Regions from separate parts of the Homo sapiens genome. Here region 2 is linked to region 1. A link is an interaction called in ENCODE POLR2A ChIA-PET data of the cell type or tissue named here. Cell type or tissue: K562. All regions are shown on one strand. Links, peaks and the distances in the headings refer to the core of each region. The heading gives the core; the rest is flanking DNA.

Region 1 (2,925 bases), core at 231-2,730:
ACAAATCTCAGAATCTGTGAAAATATTTAGGTAGGTGATGTGGCCACTGCAGGATTGCAGTTTTTCCCATTTGTGGTTTGGGAACTAGAGAGGAAAAGTAATCCAAGCTTTCACAGAGTCATCAAGGGTTACATGGAAACAGGAAATTAACTATCCATTAAAAAAGCAAAGAATTATGTCAAAATACTTTAAAGATTATAAAGCTAATTTAGAGTTTCACAAGGACACAGTTAACATTGGAATGTATTATGTACAGTGATCTAAAAAAATTACACAGCTTCTTTTAAAATGGATGGAATAACTATATATATAGATGGTCACTAAGAACATTTATTCTTGTGAGAATGACAAGACTATGCAAGATAAAGAAAGTTCTTACTTTTGAACTATCTTTACAGAGGAAGAGTTGTTTTGCTTCTCTTCTTCAAACAGTAACTTCTATTTTTGCGTCCCCTCTGAGTCTCATGATGTTTGGCCAGCATTAGATTTCTATAAACCTAATAGAATTGATAATATGAATGGGACTTTTATAGAATTAAAATGTAAAGGAGACTCCTGGAAAGTGGTATAAAACTTTGGAGAATAAAGTCTTCCTCTGTTCTTTGCACAGGACTAAAGTAACTCTCCATATTGTTCCTTTATATTATGACCCATGGTGGCAATGACAGACCTAGAACAATACTGTTTTAAAATTGTGTCTCTCATAATAAGCAAAACCAGCCAAGAGTTCCAGGGTAGAGCAAATTAATGACTATAAGGAGGAATCATCCAGTGTTTGGGGTACTCTACTTTTATAAAGGATAGGCGAATCTCTTGCCAGTTACCGCCGTGTTATTTTAGGGAGGAAATTGACATTTCATGATGTTCCATGACTTACTTAAGTAAGAGAACAGAGAACCAACAATGAGTTTTCTATGCTTCAAGTTTGATTAACTAGGATTGTGCAAGGCTGCATTATGAGCTTTGTGGTCCTCAGCATTTTTACCTTCCAGGCCACTTCCTCCATAAAGAAAATTCAAAAATATATTTTAAAACTGCATTGGTATAAAGACAAATATATTAGTGAATTTATTTGTAAATATGCATTAATATTGTATTCAAGTTTTCCTCCTGATTTTAAAATAATGTAAAATTAAAGCAATTATCTGGACTCCTAAAAGTGTTGCAGGCCCTAGTCATTGTGCTTTCTATGCCTAGTGGGTAAATCCACTCCCAGATCATGCTTGCCTGTCAATATTGTAAAAAAAAAAAAAAAATCCTCATTAAAAGACTGGCTTATTAGCATAAGGTCTGCGGGTAAGAGAAGGAGAATTATGTGAAATAGAACCCCAACCAAACCCAAAGATACGTGCATAAGCCCACGTCCAGCCTATATCAGCTAAGCAGATACATAAAAAATAAATAATTTTTGTGGTTTTACGACATGGAGTTTTGTGGTGGTTTGTTATGCAGCAATGACTAACTGACATATAAAGTCTTGGCAGCTATTATATGGAGTTAGATTTTTTTTTTTTTTAGAGTGCAATGCAAAACCATTGGAAGGTTTTAAGCAGGGGAGTACACAATCTGATTTCCTTTGGACAAAGTTCACTGTGGCTGTGGGAAAGAGATTAGAGTGGACGACAGGAAACCAGTAGGAGGCTATCGCAGTCATCCAGCTGAGGAAAGATGACTTGACACGGTAGGCCTGGGGGCAGGGGTGGAAGTGGAGATGGAGAGAAAAGGATGGGAGTCCAAACTATATTTAAATTTTCTGCTAGGCCCTGTGAAGGATGTGAAAAGCTACAAGGAATTACAAGACCATGTTATGCCTTAATTGGAAAGGATGAGAGATAGATTGTTTCTGGAGACAGGAATAGAGAGTTGGTGAATTTTCTGATCACATACAGATAGTCCTGCTGAATGTTCCTAAACTCACTGAGGGCCAGATTCAACTTTTGAAATCTGTTTGTGGGAATCAAAGTTGATGGCAGAAGCAGATGGCTGTGAAGAATGCTATGGTGTAACATTTTGTGGGTTATATTTTAACAGGATGGTAACTGAGCTTTTTGAGCCTGTCTGGTCTATGCCCTCCTCAAAATTCTCCATCCATCTCCCTGTCTTCTCTCCCTTTCTATAATTTGCAACAATTTGATTTTCCCCCAAGGAAGTCTGCTTTCAGAAAAAGTTGCTTGTTTATCTTTGGTTTAGCCAAAGAAACAGAAACGTTTCAACATAACCACACCCTGATTTCACTTTGCCATATCATACAATTATAAGATGCCATTTCATTATAAAATTCAAAGAAACATTTCACACATGAATTCTTAATTCATTTCCTAGAGGCATGCAGGATTTGGTGTGGCTATCAACAGCTTCCTTGTTCTGAGGAGTGAACTGAGGTACCATGTGCTAAAGCATCTCCCTGAAAACATCTGAGGCAGGATTGAAATGAGCTTTCAGATCCCTTAATTCTTAGTTTAGTAGGGCCTCTCCCTAGATCATGCCAGTATAGCAGGAATATATTACGCACATTTTAAATCTACAGGCTTTTCAATAACTTAGAAATATATTGATCTTTCCTAAGAGATTTTCCCCATTTTTCTTGCCCATTAACATTGATATAAAAATATTAAAAATAAAGCCTAATAACAATGCATCTCATTAGCACCAGGATCACTTGAATAAAATAATTTTTTTTGCAGAAAGGTTTCACTTTATTGGACGTTGTTCATCCATTGGTTGAAAGAAATTATACTTTGTCAAGAATAGTATAGAAGAGGAAAATCTGCCTAAAGTTTCTGAAGAAAACCAGTGACAATCTCTTAACAATCAACGTAATGCAATGTTGTTATTCCTAGTTTTATTATATTTACATTTTTTATACTATGTTTTATACTTAGGCTTTACATTCAGAATTATTTATATTTCATTCTCATGTTAATG
Region 2 (2,925 bases), core at 294-2,793, 77 kb before region 1:
AGATGGGGTTTCACCATGCTGGCTAGGGTGGTCTCAAACTCCTGACCTCAAATGAACCACCCGCCTAGGCCTCCCAAAGTGCTGGGATTACAGGCATAAGCCACCGCACCCAGCCTATTCATTTATTTAAAGGCATATTTTAAAGTTTATTCTGTGCCAGTCCTGGTGCTAAGCCAGAAAACAAAGTTATAAACAAGACAGAATTGTTCTAAATATTATTAGCCAATTATTCTTTGAACTAATATTTCTCAAGTATTTGCTATGTGCCAAGCATTCAAAGATCTTCACCAGTAGTATCTCATTTCATTCTTACAACAACCACACGAAACAGTTGCTCCTCTTAGTGTCACTTTACCAATTAGTAAACTAAGGCACTGGACACATGAGTTCAGTGACATGCCCAAGGTCACCCTGTTGGTGAGTGGAGGATCCCAAACATGAGCTGTCAGAATCTAGAGCTCCCTTTGGTGTGTAATCATGGCAAGATTACAAGAAATAAGGTGACTGACTGTCCTAGTTTGCCTGGATCTAGGGATTTTCTCGGACATGAGACTTTAGGTGTTAAAACTGGGAGGAGGCCGCGTAAGCATTATAGCTGAGAAGAGAGCAGGGCCACATTTTATATGGGTAATAAAACGTGCTAAAGAGTTGGGAATTTATACTAATGGCAATGAAGATCTTCATGTAAGAGGGCCACAAATTACACTGAGAGTTCTAAACTTCATAGCTGCATAAACCGTGAGTAGAAGTCTTACCCCCATCCCCAAAGTGACTCCCATCATTCCTGGGAATTACCAAGTTGTGGATACCCATAAACTCATTAGTGGTAGCAATGGTATCTACTCTGTATTGCTCATATTCTCTCTCTGGAGTTGAAAGCTGGCTTCCCAAATATCACTAACATAGCCTGCTGATAAGACAAAGCTGAGTTGATTGCTTACCATGGAAAGGGAGAACTCCACCTCATAAAGCTTTGGTAGCATCTCCAAAGGTGAAAGGGAAGGTTGGAATTTTTTGAGAATTAGAAGTTTGGTTTCAGGTGGGTCTTTCAAATTCCCCTTAATTAGCAATGCGGAAAGATCAAGATACAGCCGACTAGACTCTGGTGGGAATAGCAAGCTGAAGATTTTGAGGCATAGGATTCAAAGAATCTTAGGATGTAAGTGGTCTGATGATACTTTTCACTGAAGAGTTGAAGGGTCTTTCAGGACCCCTTTAGGAAATTCTTAATCAACAATCAAACTATTTGCCCAGGCAGGAGACTCCTGGAAAAACAAAGCCACACTAATGAAGACAGAGAGAGAGAAAGTCACATTATTGTATACAGTAAGGGATGGTTTCTGTTCTGTGTCTAGGCTGTCCATGGTATAGATAGTTTTGGTTCTCATGAGCACTGATTTGTCTATCACTTCTGCCCACCACACACTTGGAAAATCTTCACTACAGCCAGTTTCTTCCTGAGAACCTCAATATTGATTCTATGTGCTGGATTAAGATGCTCCAAAAAGCTTCAAATGCTCTTTTTCCCAGAATGGATGATAGAGGCAGCCTTCCTCCCTAAATTGTACCACACTCTGTCACCAGACCCAGTAAAGCAGCTTCTGCTTCTCAAACTCTGTCTTCTTGGGGGGCTCAAAACCAGCCCAAGGAACTAAGGCATACAGACATTACCATGGCCCAAACTGCTTTTCTCCCCTTCTCAGTTTCTCTCTTCTCTAAAACTTCTCCCACCTCTCCCAAGAAAAACAAAACCAAATCTCCTGTGTAGATGACTGGAGATCTACTGACACACTGATGGGGTGTGTTTGTGTTGCATGGTGCTGTCTAGATGAAAGCATGGGTGGGATGAATGGGGGTTGGGGTTGGGTGCAGTCAACACTAGCAAGTACCCACCCAATGTATCCTGTGATACTTGTATTATTCACTGCTCTTGGAAAACCTCCCACTTCTCTCTAATTCTATTAACACTCAATCCTTCCCATGTTGCCTCTTTCATAAGATGATCAATATTAATTTCAGTATCTATTAATCTTGTCCAAATGCCCTTTGGCATTTACTTATGTTCAATTTGCTTTTCAATCACGTTCTGCTTTAAATTGTTCTTAAAATGTTCCCCCTAACATTTTATTATTAAAATTTTCAAACATACAGAAAGGTGAAAAGAATTATACAGCTTATACCCATTGCTTAGGACAGATATGAGAAAACTTTTTCTTTAAAGGGTTGAATAGTAAATCTTTTAGCCTTTGCTGGACATATAGTCTCTGTTGCAGCTATGCAGCAGTGTAGTGCAAATGCACCATAGACTGTATGTAAATGAGTGGGCATATAGGTATGTTCTAATAAAACTTTATTTATAAAACAAGCATGTCCTGACCTGCAACCTAGACTGTACCATTAATGTTACTAATTTTACCATACTTGTTTTTATCATATATTCATCCATTCCTCTACATATCTCTCATCTATCACAGTTTTGATGCATTTCAAATTAAGCTCCCCTAAACACATACATCAGTTTTTATGTTTATTGTTTCACATGTACAATTATTTTTTTCCCCAAAAGACAGTATTTTTTTTTTTTTTTTTGAGACAGAGTCTTGCTTGTTGCCCAGGCTAGAGTGCAGTGTCATGATCCTGTGGTCTTGAACTACTAGACTTAAGCGATCATCCCACCTTAGCCTCCGGAGTAGCTAGTACTAAAGGTGTGTGCACCATCATGCCTAGATAATTTTTATTTTTAAATTTTTTTGTAGAGATGGGGTCTCATTATGTGCCCAGGTTGGTCTCAAACTCCTGGGCTAATGTGATGCTCTTATCTTGGACGCCCAAAATGCTGGGATTTGTAAGTTTTGTAATAACAAAAATTATTAAGATCATCTCAAAGTCTAATGCTCTCAGAAGCCTCCCCTTATTTTTTGCAGT

What was found. Peaks named below come from ENCODE experiments on the same cell type or tissue, not always from the same donor. Only the 100,000 strongest peaks of a DNase experiment are listed, where the experiment ranks them.
Region 2: POLR2A ChIA-PET joins it to region 1 with 5 read pairs; 2 of 35 experiments call an interaction of 5 or more read pairs at or near these places.

Annotation. Positions count from the first base shown.
Region 1 is chr18:55,118,252-55,121,176 of GRCh38, reverse strand. All of the region lies in intron 1 of LINC01929 (long intergenic non-protein coding RNA 1929), which reads left to right. Among named protein-coding and RNA genes, the nearest start is that of LINC01929, 4.6 kb to the left of the region's middle. In K562, for the core only: no CTCF peak of the experiment used is centred there; a DNase peak (open chromatin) is centred at 1,646.
Region 2 is chr18:55,195,494-55,198,418 of GRCh38, reverse strand. No RefSeq gene overlaps it. Among named protein-coding and RNA genes, the nearest start is that of LINC01929, 73 kb to the right of the region's middle. In K562, for the core only: no CTCF peak of the experiment used is centred there; no DNase peak of the experiment used is centred there.